2 separate regions of the Mus musculus genome follow, and region 1 is linked to region 2. Evidence: chromatin contacts called from ENCODE Hi-C or POLR2A ChIA-PET data. All regions are on one chromosome and are shown on one strand. Each heading gives the region's core, a stretch centred on a gene start or an enhancer-like site at or near the end of the contact. The rest is flanking DNA. Distances are from core to core; before and after follow the strand shown. Region 1 overlaps Pip4k2a (phosphatidylinositol-5-phosphate 4-kinase, type II, alpha). Region 2 holds the start of Pip4k2a (phosphatidylinositol-5-phosphate 4-kinase, type II, alpha).

Region 1 (5,213 bases), core at 951-3,450, 100 kb before region 2:
ACATTCTAATCTAACGTTCTGCACGGATCAGTTCCAAGTGACAGGTGATCATCTTCTATATTCCCTTCCTACAAGACGTTCTTATCAAAGCAGTCAAACCACTTAAAGGAGCAGCTTCAAGTTGAGAACCCCCAGCTGTGGGGAGATGTTTCGGGGCACAGTATGACCTTTACCATCTAAATCGGAGCAGCTGGGACTTCCCAATAAGACTTTGACAAGAAGGGCTTGTTGATGCTCCTGCGAGGGAAGGGGATGGGAGAGTCATTAAACCGTGGTCAGAGATTCTGCCACATGTTCCCTCCCCCAGCTGTCATTAATCCTGCTCCAGCTGGACGGAGCCTTGGGAAGGCTAAGGACAAGAGGAGAAAGAAGGGACTCCACCCATGCAGCTTTGGGCAGCTGTCACCCACGGGATGGGACTTTCAGTGAAGCAGCTGTCTCAGGATAATCCATGCTCCTGAGGTAGCTCTAATAAACACAGTGTTTTACTGGGCTAGACTTGGGTCAGACTGGTTCTTCAGTTTGTTGTTGGAAAAAGAAAATATTCCCACCTCTCCCAGGAAAGCTGACACAGCAGGGCCACCCAAGGTCCTTCTGTGCTTACAGCACAGCATCTTCTCAAACTAAAGGCTACAGATGGGAGTCAGGGCAACACGGGGCAGGACAAAAGGGTCTGCAATAAAAACAACTCAGTACAAATCACAGCCCAACAGCAATGCCCCTACTCCCACCAGACCCATTTATTTGCAGAGAAACACAGCTGGACTGACCGGTCTCCGGCTTCCTTTTATAATTATTAATCAGGATAAATTGGTGTTGTTAATTCCCAGAGATTTGGGAAATGGCCAACGATTTCCTCTTAGTTTATGAAACAGAAAAACTAATGATAAATGTACACAAACTACAAAATATGCTATATTCATTGGCTATAGCTTTCCTTCTTTACATTTGGTAATTTCATATCATAAACTATCAGTCTTTAAAAGTTGTCCTAAGTAGATATAATGTTCTAACTTGTTCCAAGAAAAAAGCAGACAAAATCAATATTGATAAAAAGTCTCACATTAAGTATAAACTAATTTTAAACTCTGAATTTCTTTTCTAAAAATAAATGAATTTTATCTGTGTGTAATGTATATGCATGGATACATGTGAATGTGTGTGTGTACATGTATGTAAGACGGAAGTTGATGCCAGGTGTCTTGGTCTTTCACTGAACCTGAGGCTCACCAGTTTGGCTAGGCTGGCTGGCTAGCTATCCAAGCCCCCAGCACCCTCCTGCCTCTTCCTCTCCAGCATCTGGATTACTGAAGTATGTTGTTTTATGTGGCTGCCTGAAATCAAAACTCAGGTCTTCGTTCTTTCACGGTAAACACTACACCTACTGAGGCACATCTCCTGTGCCCCTAGACATTCTCTTACTTTTTAAGTAAACATACACTCACTTGTGCGCATATGTGTATGGCCCTGTGTGGTAACTGTTCTTGTCTATCATGTGGGTTTTGGAAATTAAACTTAGATCATCAGGATTGGCACCACGTGCCCTTATCCACAGAGCTGCCCTGCCAATTTCTAAACATTCCTTTTCGGTGGCTTTACTTAGAAACCACTCACAGACCATACCACTCACCTAAAGCGTCCAACTCAGAAGGTTTCGTGAGTTTGCAAAGCCGTGCAGCTACTGTCCTGTCCTTTTTACAGCATTTTTAGCAACCTGTCTACATTTCTGTTCCGATTCCCTTTCTCTGTCCCCTTCTGAGGGTTTCTTGTTGTGGTACATTTGCCTGATCTGGACATTTCACAGTTAAAAGGTGCTGCAGTTGGCCCACACATTTTTATCCAATGGCCCAGAAACACAGGTATCACTGCACGAGGCCATGGGCGGCACAGCTGTGAAAGCTACAGACCCCAGGCTGACCCAGGCTGAGGACGGAGACACAAGTGACCTCTGCTCATTCCAGTGCTGAGCTGTAACTGTGGGGGACAAGTCACAGGCAGCAGATGTTGCTTCTAAGGCTGACTCTGGCTTTCTGGGTAGCTGAGGGTAAAATGTCTATCTGGATGAAAGCTGCGGTTCTAAGACAAAGCTATGGTGATGGGCAGATAAAACGACGTCCCTTTTAAACCCAATCATACAAGTTGGTACTTAAGTTCCCTTTTCCATAGATATGTCTTGTGACATCTGATATCCTGTCTCAAGCCTCAGCAGCTGTGTTTGAGGCTCTGGTGTTCTGGCAGCCCTCGACAGGAAATAAAGCAAGCTAATGAGGGAAGTTCCCCTGCGATGGTCTTCCCGTATTTATAATTGGAAATTTACTGTCCTTCCGCTTTCAGAAAAGGATTAACAGTGCCCTCCTTCCCACCCTCCTCCTCTAATGGTGGGCACCGAGGGTGTTTACTTCCACAGTGGGAGGTCCAGGCTTAGTGGAGCCTCCAAAAGGGGAGAAATCATAAAGGTCAATTTAATTAGCTCATTCCAATCACCAGTCCTTTATAGTTCTCATAAAACATCCTGCTTTAGTAACTGTCACTTCCCCCAGCACCTTCGTTGAAAATACCAAGCATTTTTTCACACTTAACTCTCTTGACCTAATCTCCTATCTCCATATAGTTTTGCTATTTTGCTACTTGTAGCTTGCACATTCTGGCAAAAGTCACTTGTGAAGGGCCAGCGGGATGTCTCAGGGTGGAAAGGTGCTTGCAGCCAAGCCTGATGACCGAGTTGGATTCCTGAGAACCACATGATGGAAGAAAGAACTGAGGTTGTCTTCTGACACTTACACACTTATTGACACTGACATCTCACATTTGCACACTTGCCATTTGTGTACTGTGGCACCTCAGCCCACTCCTTATCATAATTCACACACACTATAAATAAATAAATAAATAAATAAATAAATGTAGGTTTTATTTTAAAAAAATCATATGCGGAACCTTTAAAAAACGTTAGTCAAAAGGAAGACTACTTGAAAAACAATCCGTTCTACCAAGCTCCAATGTGGGAAAGCACTTAGCTTCCTAGGAGGAGCTGTCAATATTATGCACAAGAAGCTGTATTTGTAACTCTTTAAGTCACTGTGACCAAAACAACTTAAGTAGGAAGGTGTTATTTGGGTTAGAGGTTTGGGAGTGCTTAGTACAGCTTGGACCCAGGGCTTGAGCAGGACATCATGGCAACAGAGAGTGGTGGAGGATATGACAGGCGGGAAACACAGAGTGAAGATGGAGCTTAGCTGAGAGACCTGGGAAAGTTTGTTGCCCCACCCCTATCCCATATCACAGATGAAACTGAGACCCACCACGGTGGGTGAACATGGGCATAGTGGCTGAAGACCCAGGGTTCATCTAGACTCTCATGAAGCGTTCTTTTCCCAGTGTGGGCACCTGTTTTACGAACCAGAAGCCTAGACACCTGTTGACAACTCAGGATTATGACTCCATGCCTCAGATCACAGAGTCAGAAGGAAAGAGCGATTATCCCTCAGAGAGTTGTATTCTGGGTTTCCCTTGGACATATGGGAGCAAGCACAGGTGGGCTTCTGATATCATGAGAATGTTAAAGACCAACAAGCTAACTTGACCATCACTGTGGAGTCATTAAAGGTGGACTGTGCTCAAAGCCTGGTGTTAAGTTCTTATTAAAGGAAGTGGGAGCAGTGACCCTAAACACAGAATGGCTTCCGTTTTACAGTACAGCAAAACATTTAATGCTTATCAATAATGAAACAACTATCAGAGAAAAAGACTACAATGAACGGTAACAGAGAACACGGTGCAGGGGCCTCACAGAACATTATGAGAACAGTGTTTTAAACTCTCTGGTGGACTTGATTTTGGAGCTCTAACACTAGATGCTCCGAGGCTCATGAAATGGAAACATTGTGTTTACCTTGCTTGCACACGGGGATGTACAGCAGGTTCCAGGCAGGAAACACAGGCCCAGCAGGAAAACAGTGCTTGAAGGAGGGGTAGAGACACTGTGATGGGGAGGGAGGAGAATCATCTTCTCAACTTTCAGAGAAGAGAGGAAAACATCCAAGAAACGGGATGCAGATTGGGGTGATGTGGAGTGCATCTTATGCTTCTTAAGGCTGAGCATCCGAGATGGAATGCCTGTGTGTTTTAGCCCAAGTGTCCACGAACAGGATGGAGTAACTACCCAGGGCCCCATGGGAATGCGGAACGTGGCTATCCAGGGAGAACAAACTGCAAGAGTGAGCTGGACAAACCCAAAAACTGTGGTGGTTTGAACAATCTTGGCGCATGGGAAGTGACACTATTAGGAGGTATGTTCTTGTTGGAGTAGGTGTGTCCTTGTTGGGGGAAGTGTGTTACTGTACAAGTGAACTTTGAGGTCCTATGCTTAAGCTCCACCCAGGGCAAAAGAGACCTTCCTGCTGACTACCTGTGGGAGACAGTCTCCTCATGGCTGATGATCAAGATATAGAACTCTCAACTTCAATAGCAAGATGTCAGCCTGGATGCTGACATGCTTCCTGCCATGATAATGGACTGAACCTCTGAACCTGCAAGCCCGCCTCAATTATATTTGCCTTTATAAGAGAGTTGCCTTGGCCTTGGCGTCTCTTCACAACAATAAAAGCCCAACTAAGATACCAGCAGCCCAGAGGGGAAGAGACAAGAGTTGAAACAGTGCACAGAGCAAGAACATACAGGTGGGGACACTCGGTATGACTGTCGAGAGACAGAATCCAGGAAGGCTCCCACAAGGGTTCCTATGGCCAAGCTTCCTGGAGCTGGGCCTCTCCCCCAGACTCCTACTGAGTGGCCAACAGTCTTGTGTGTACTTCATGATCTCCAAGCCACAGGTCAGAAACTCAACTTTATCTTCCCCTCTCTTCTTGCATTAAACTCCCAATTCCCTTCCATGACTCAAAATCCTGCTGCTCTTCCTACTCATGTAGGGTTGATCACAAGAGGGCACCTGATGCCCTCTTCTGGCCACTGTGGGTACCTGCACTCATGTGGCATACACACGTAAACATGAATAAAAAATAAGACTTTTAAAAATTATTTACTACCCCCTTCCCAGATTTCAGGGTCTGGGACATGGCTCAGTAGATAAAGTACTTGCCACCTGAGTTAGGATCTACACACATCCACATAAAGTCAAGAGACGGGGGTTCTCAGTGAAACCAGTGAGCTCCAGATTCAGGGAGAGGCCATGTGTAAAGTGGATAGCAACTCAG
Region 2 (5,215 bases), core at 2,262-4,761:
TAAAACAAGTCTTGGCTCATACATTCGACATGCTCCCTGCACTACTAAAATACCACTTTAAGACGCTAACTGCCTGATCATTTTTAGTTTAATTTTGAATGTAACAAGATAAAACTGCCTCCTTAAGTCATCTTTTCCTTTATGTATTCAATTATATTCTCTGCTTAAAATGCTTAAAATAAAAATTGGCACGGATCCACTCACTGATGGAGATTTTAAGTTAGAAAGCAGTAACATAGCAAATTAAGTGCACAATGGCAAGCTTATTCTCTACACCGAGCATTGTCCAAATCAAGATTTTTTTTTTTAATTACCACTACAATGGACTGGGAAGTTTTCATCTTAATTGTAAATTTCTACATTTCAATCAAATAGACTTTGATTTAATAGATGGCAATGAAGTTCAGCTATAATCAACCTGGCAAACTCAGTTCAGTGTCCTAAAAATCAGCCTTCTTCCTCTTCCAGTATAGGCTTTGAGAAGACCCCAAGGGTCACTGTGTACTCCAGGACTCCTGGGATGCCGCTATCAACTGTTACGCTGTAGAAATAGCTGTCATCAAATTAAAGGAAGATTGCAGCTCATCTAGTTCGACAGTCCCCTTTCCCAGCTACAAACACTGATCCCCAAAACTGGCTCCTATGCCAAGTCTCAGTTAAAAATTCAAGCACAGACTTCACCACGAGACGCTCACATGATAAAAAATGTATGGTTTCCTTTCAGTGCTCCAAATTTATGGTTGCTTTAAATGTCCAATAAAGAGTCTGATGGAATTTTAAAAGCAAAAAATTGTTATACCCATGGTAAGATTCTCCTTGCTAATCCTAGTTACATTAGAATTACAGGGGAAAGGCTCTGATTTGAATCATCTGCCTCTCTACCATCCTTTCTCAAATGTCCCCCATTTACATACACGCTCATTATTGATAATGTGGATTTACTTTCTTTAATATTATTCTATAAACTTTGGTGCACAAAAAAAGCATAGTAAAACATCTTCTGGGTACCAATAATCATTTCCTAAAATAAAACCAACCAGAAATACATGACTTCCAAGCATGGTGAGGGAGGTATTATTTTTTTAAAGTACATTGTTAGAAAAATGAAGAAAAACAACTGCCTTATGTCAACTCACATTCCTCAAAATAAAGGCACATGGACAACAGGGAGAGACATTTTAGCAACCTTCCCACTGTGGCAGGCTCTGCATGTTTGTGTTGAATTAATTACATGCTTAAATGATACACTATGCTAGCAGTGTATAAGCTTAGAATTAGTAACTTCTTAAAAGCAACAGTAAGTAACACTCGGTGTTCCCACCATCTTTCAGTCGGTATTTTCCAAGTAGAGTAACTGGAAAACAAATGTAGCAACTCAAAAATAAACACAAGGTAGCAACCCAAATGTTACAGTGAAGTGCCCAATGGCAACTTTTTCCAGACATTCTCAGTCACTCTTCCCACCACTCCCACCCCCAGCAGCATTTTGTTGCCACTACTTAAACATAGACTCCTAACCAAAACACCAGAATTCCAAAAGGAGATTTAAAGGGGCCGTAAACATGGGTCCACGCCCAACCTGCATTAACCGTGCGTGCCCAGTTGCAATAATTAGGAAGTTGCTAATAGTAAGGTAAATAACAAAAAGAACTTTACAAAACCAAACATAACTAAATTAGAGACTTATGGCAATGGAAAACTGTAACTTTGCTTTCTGAAATAAAACGGGGGGGGGGGGGTGCATTGTTGTCTGCTGTTTTAACAGTTGACATTCCTAACAGCTAAAGATGTCAGTAAAATGAACCCCAGTAGACCCAGCAGTAAAGTAATAGATTTCTCAACTCTTTAAAACGTTCCAGATAAACACAATCATCTTCATATTGCTTCACCTTTCTCCAGCTCTGCTTGGGAGGAAAACTATAAATAAAAGATACTGAGCCATTTTAAACAACTCTGTTAATTTAAGAGTGCAAAAACCACGCTGGCTTTCTGTCACTTACATTATGCTGAAAGGGACACCTGGGCATCCACTGAAAACAAAAGCAGAGCAGCAGGCTCAAGCTCTCTCTCTGAAGCTGGCTGACTGCAGTAGGTAAGGTCATGGTCAAAATTCACAAGCTCATTGAAACTTTCAAGGCTCAGCCAACAGCGCCTATCACGTTTCCTGAGCCCATCTAAGAAGATTAAAGCTGCAGGAGTTTTCTCGCTGTCAGATCAGCAGGACGCTGTTTCAGCCCCCCACACCGCAGTCCGCAGAGTCTGCAGCCGCGCACCTCCTTACATCCCTAGCTGTGCGCTAGACTAACCCTCCCCAACGCGCACCCCGACAGTCTTTTAAACAACCTCCAAAATGGATGTAATTAACTCTAGACCACCTCGAACTCGCGACCGCCGGGACCCCCTCCGACTATCACCACCAAGGCCATCCTTCTGCAGAAGTCTGTGACTTCTGCCTGGCTCCCCAAGGAGGGGAGGAAGCAAGGGGGAGGGAGGAAGACTCCCCGCCAGGAGGTCTGGAAAGGGCACAGCAGCTGGGCGATGCGGGAAGGGATGAAGAGAAGACGCTCAGCACCAGGGCCATATTTACGTTGCTTTTTTTTTTCCTTTGCCCGTCTTCCCCACCCCCACCCCCCACCCCCCCAAAAAAATTCTCCTAGAGTCTGACAATACTGCCTTTAAAGGAAAAAAGAAAGCTAAGCTCTCAAGCTGCCGCCCAAAATCTTCTGATTCACTCCAGTCCTATCTCCGAGAAGCTCCGGACTCTTCCTGACAGGGACAGGTTCACCTGCCCACCCGCTCAGGGCAGGAGGGCCCATCGGTCCCAGACAAGTGGAGCGATCGCTCGGACTGGGCCCTGAGCGGTTCCCCGCCAGGACTGATAGCTGAGACAGAGTCGGTCCCCGCACAAACTTCCCACTTCGCGGACAGCGAGCACCGACCGGCGGGAGGACGAATGCGGGACAGGACAGCCGCGGAGAGGCTCAGAAGCACAGAACAGAGAATGCTTCTCATCCTGCACCCTCCCTGGGTTCCAAAGGGAGCGCAAGCGCCGCCGGAGAAACCCAGGAGATGGACGCTTGTCGTGGGGTTAGGGGTACCCCAAGAGGCGAGTGGCCAGAGGGCCCGGGACCGACCGAGCTAGCCGGCTAGAGGTCCCCGCCCTGCCACCGCTGCAGCAGGAGGAGCAGAGCCGGGAGGCTGAGCCCGAGGAGCAAGAGGAGCGCGCCGCAGAGGAGCCTTACCGAATGGTTGACCCCCCACATGAGCACGCTGAGCAGCGGGTCGCTGGCCCGGAACAGCTTCACTTTCTGAGCCACGAAGTGCTTCTTCTTCGTCTTGGTCTTGCTCGCCAGGACGGAGGACCCCAGGTTGCCAGGGGTCGCCATGGTCGCAGTCTCGGTCCCCTCCACCGCCGCGCCGCCGAGGCCGGGGACCCGCCCTCCCTACACGCCAGCCCGGGGAGGCAGCTGCATCCCCCGGGGCGGCCGCCGCTGCGCGCCTGCTCCAGCCCCGCTCCGCCCGCGCTCAGTCCTGGGCGCTCGCTCCGCCCGCTCCGCGCGCTCGGCCGCTTAGGCTGCAGCTGCGCTCGCCTCGCGCCCCCGCCGGCTCCCGCCCGTCGCGGCTCGGCGCACAGCCCTCGGCTGGTCCAGGCGGCGGGCGGCTTCCGCGTTGGGCGCTAGCGTCATGACGCAGAGGCGGGCGGGGCAGCGGCGCCGACGGGCGGGGCGGGTGCGGATGCGGATGCCGGACCGTTAAGCTGTTCTGTGCGCTCCGCCACCGGTGCTAAGACGAGCACTCTCCTGGCGGCCGCGATCCGTCTGGGGAGGCTGCTGCGGAGTGTGGAGACTCGCGTGAGCATGCCTTTCTCGCTCCTGGGGAGGAGCAAGGAAAGGATACGGAGCCAAGGGAGCTCCGAGGAGGGAGCCCCCAGATGCATGGGGCAGCCAGGAATGTCCGGGAACCTCCGCTTCCCGTGCCAAGGGCTGGCGAGTTCGTGGGACCCAGAGCGCTTCTTCGGGGCCCCGGGCTTCCCCAGCATCTAGGGAAAGGACCTTGGCTCCTCTTTGTCAACTGTCTGCCAGGGAGTCCCCGCCTTGAACTTCCTAACCTTTTGTATCCTGGTTGGGCCTTCCCATGCTATCGGATACTAGAATGTCATTCCCAACCTACTCTGGGATTCTTCACTGAAACCCCTGCTTTAGTCAAGACAGCCATGCCCCAGTCTGGACCGTTTGCTTGGAACCCATCATTTTGCAGGCCACCCCTTCCTTCTCTTATTCTGGACATGCACCTTCTGATTTGAAAATGTTTAGCCTTTCACCACTACCACCCCACACTGAAATTAGTCGTCCTTACGCTGGCATTTGTTGTTGCAAGTCTACAGTCCTTAGATCTTTCAAGAAGACAAAGAGTAACGCCTGGAACAAAAAGGGAGCAGATCCTGTGCGGACCTTCCTTTTCTTCATTTGACCTTTCAGCACGGTTGCCCCCAAAATCCCCTTGGTCATTCTAACTTGTTAATACTATCCCCCCCCCCCCCCGCCCCGCCGCCGCAATGATTCCTTGCTTCTTCTGGTACCAAGCATCACCATTGTTAATGGCTAAAGGGGGTGAAGATAATAACAAAACCAGCCTAAATTAATGCTGAGAAGTCATAAACTTGACCCACAGTTCCACTAGTTGACCAAATCATTTAACCAGAGACTGATGTTATTTGTGTGACTAGGTATAGCCTGACACAAAGGTCACTTTAGGGACTATGCTATAGATTGTTTGTTACACTCAAAACCAGCAGTAGATAAAAGTACACAATGTTGCAGACCTGTAATCCTGGCCCTCAGGAGGCAAGGCTAGAGGATCAGAAATTCAATATAATCCTCAGGTAGGTAGGTATGTTCAAGCCAAGCCAGGTATCCATGAAACCCTGTCTGGGGGCGGTGGAGGGGCTGTGGGGCTGTACAGTCTTTATCTTACTGATAACTCATAAACTGTCGCCTGACCTCAGAAAAGAGTCTATCTAAACCAATTTTCATAGCTTGCCCACAGGCATCCTTTCACAAGAATCTACAACCAAATTCAGCACCCTACACAGCCTACAAGTTGTTTCATTTCTCTTCCTGTGTTGGAAATAAGCATTCATATTGTTGTTAACCAGTTGGGAGTTCATTTATTTAATAAATTCTCATTGACCCAGACTCAAGAGCTTCACATCATC

Evidence for each region. Hi-C counts contacts between places; a loop is a spot of excess contacts on that map. ChIA-PET counts read pairs that join two places held with the same protein, here RNA polymerase II (POLR2A).
Region 1: a loop to region 2 is called in a map of heart, with 2.5 times the contacts of the local background. The contact joins the enhancer-like site here to the promoter of Pip4k2a in region 2. A Hi-C loop is called at or near these places in 5 of 37 maps with a recorded cell type or tissue (T-helper 17 cell, heart and v-Abl transformed pro-B cells). POLR2A ChIA-PET finds 5 or more read pairs at or near these places in 1 of 5 experiments (Patski).

Annotation. Positions count from the first base shown.
Region 1 is chr2:18,895,876-18,901,088 of GRCm38, forward strand. The region is part of intron 3 of Pip4k2a (phosphatidylinositol-5-phosphate 4-kinase, type II, alpha); the gene reads right to left. Among named protein-coding and RNA genes, the nearest start is that of Gm33534, 19 kb to the left of the region's middle. Within about 2 kb of position 2,201, at least 1 of the 3 ENCODE cell types and tissues checked has a DNase peak (open chromatin) inside an H3K27ac peak, as active enhancers do; it is heart, where a contact is called at or near this core.
Region 2 is chr2:18,994,610-18,999,824 of GRCm38, forward strand. It overlaps Pip4k2a (phosphatidylinositol-5-phosphate 4-kinase, type II, alpha), which reads right to left and starts at 3,512. Exons shown (of 10, transcript NM_008845.4): 1 at 3,243-3,512. The coding sequence starts at 3,386. 4930426L09Rik (RIKEN cDNA 4930426L09 gene) reads left to right here and starts at 3,710. Exons shown (of 1, transcript NR_024323.1): 1 at 3,710-5,195.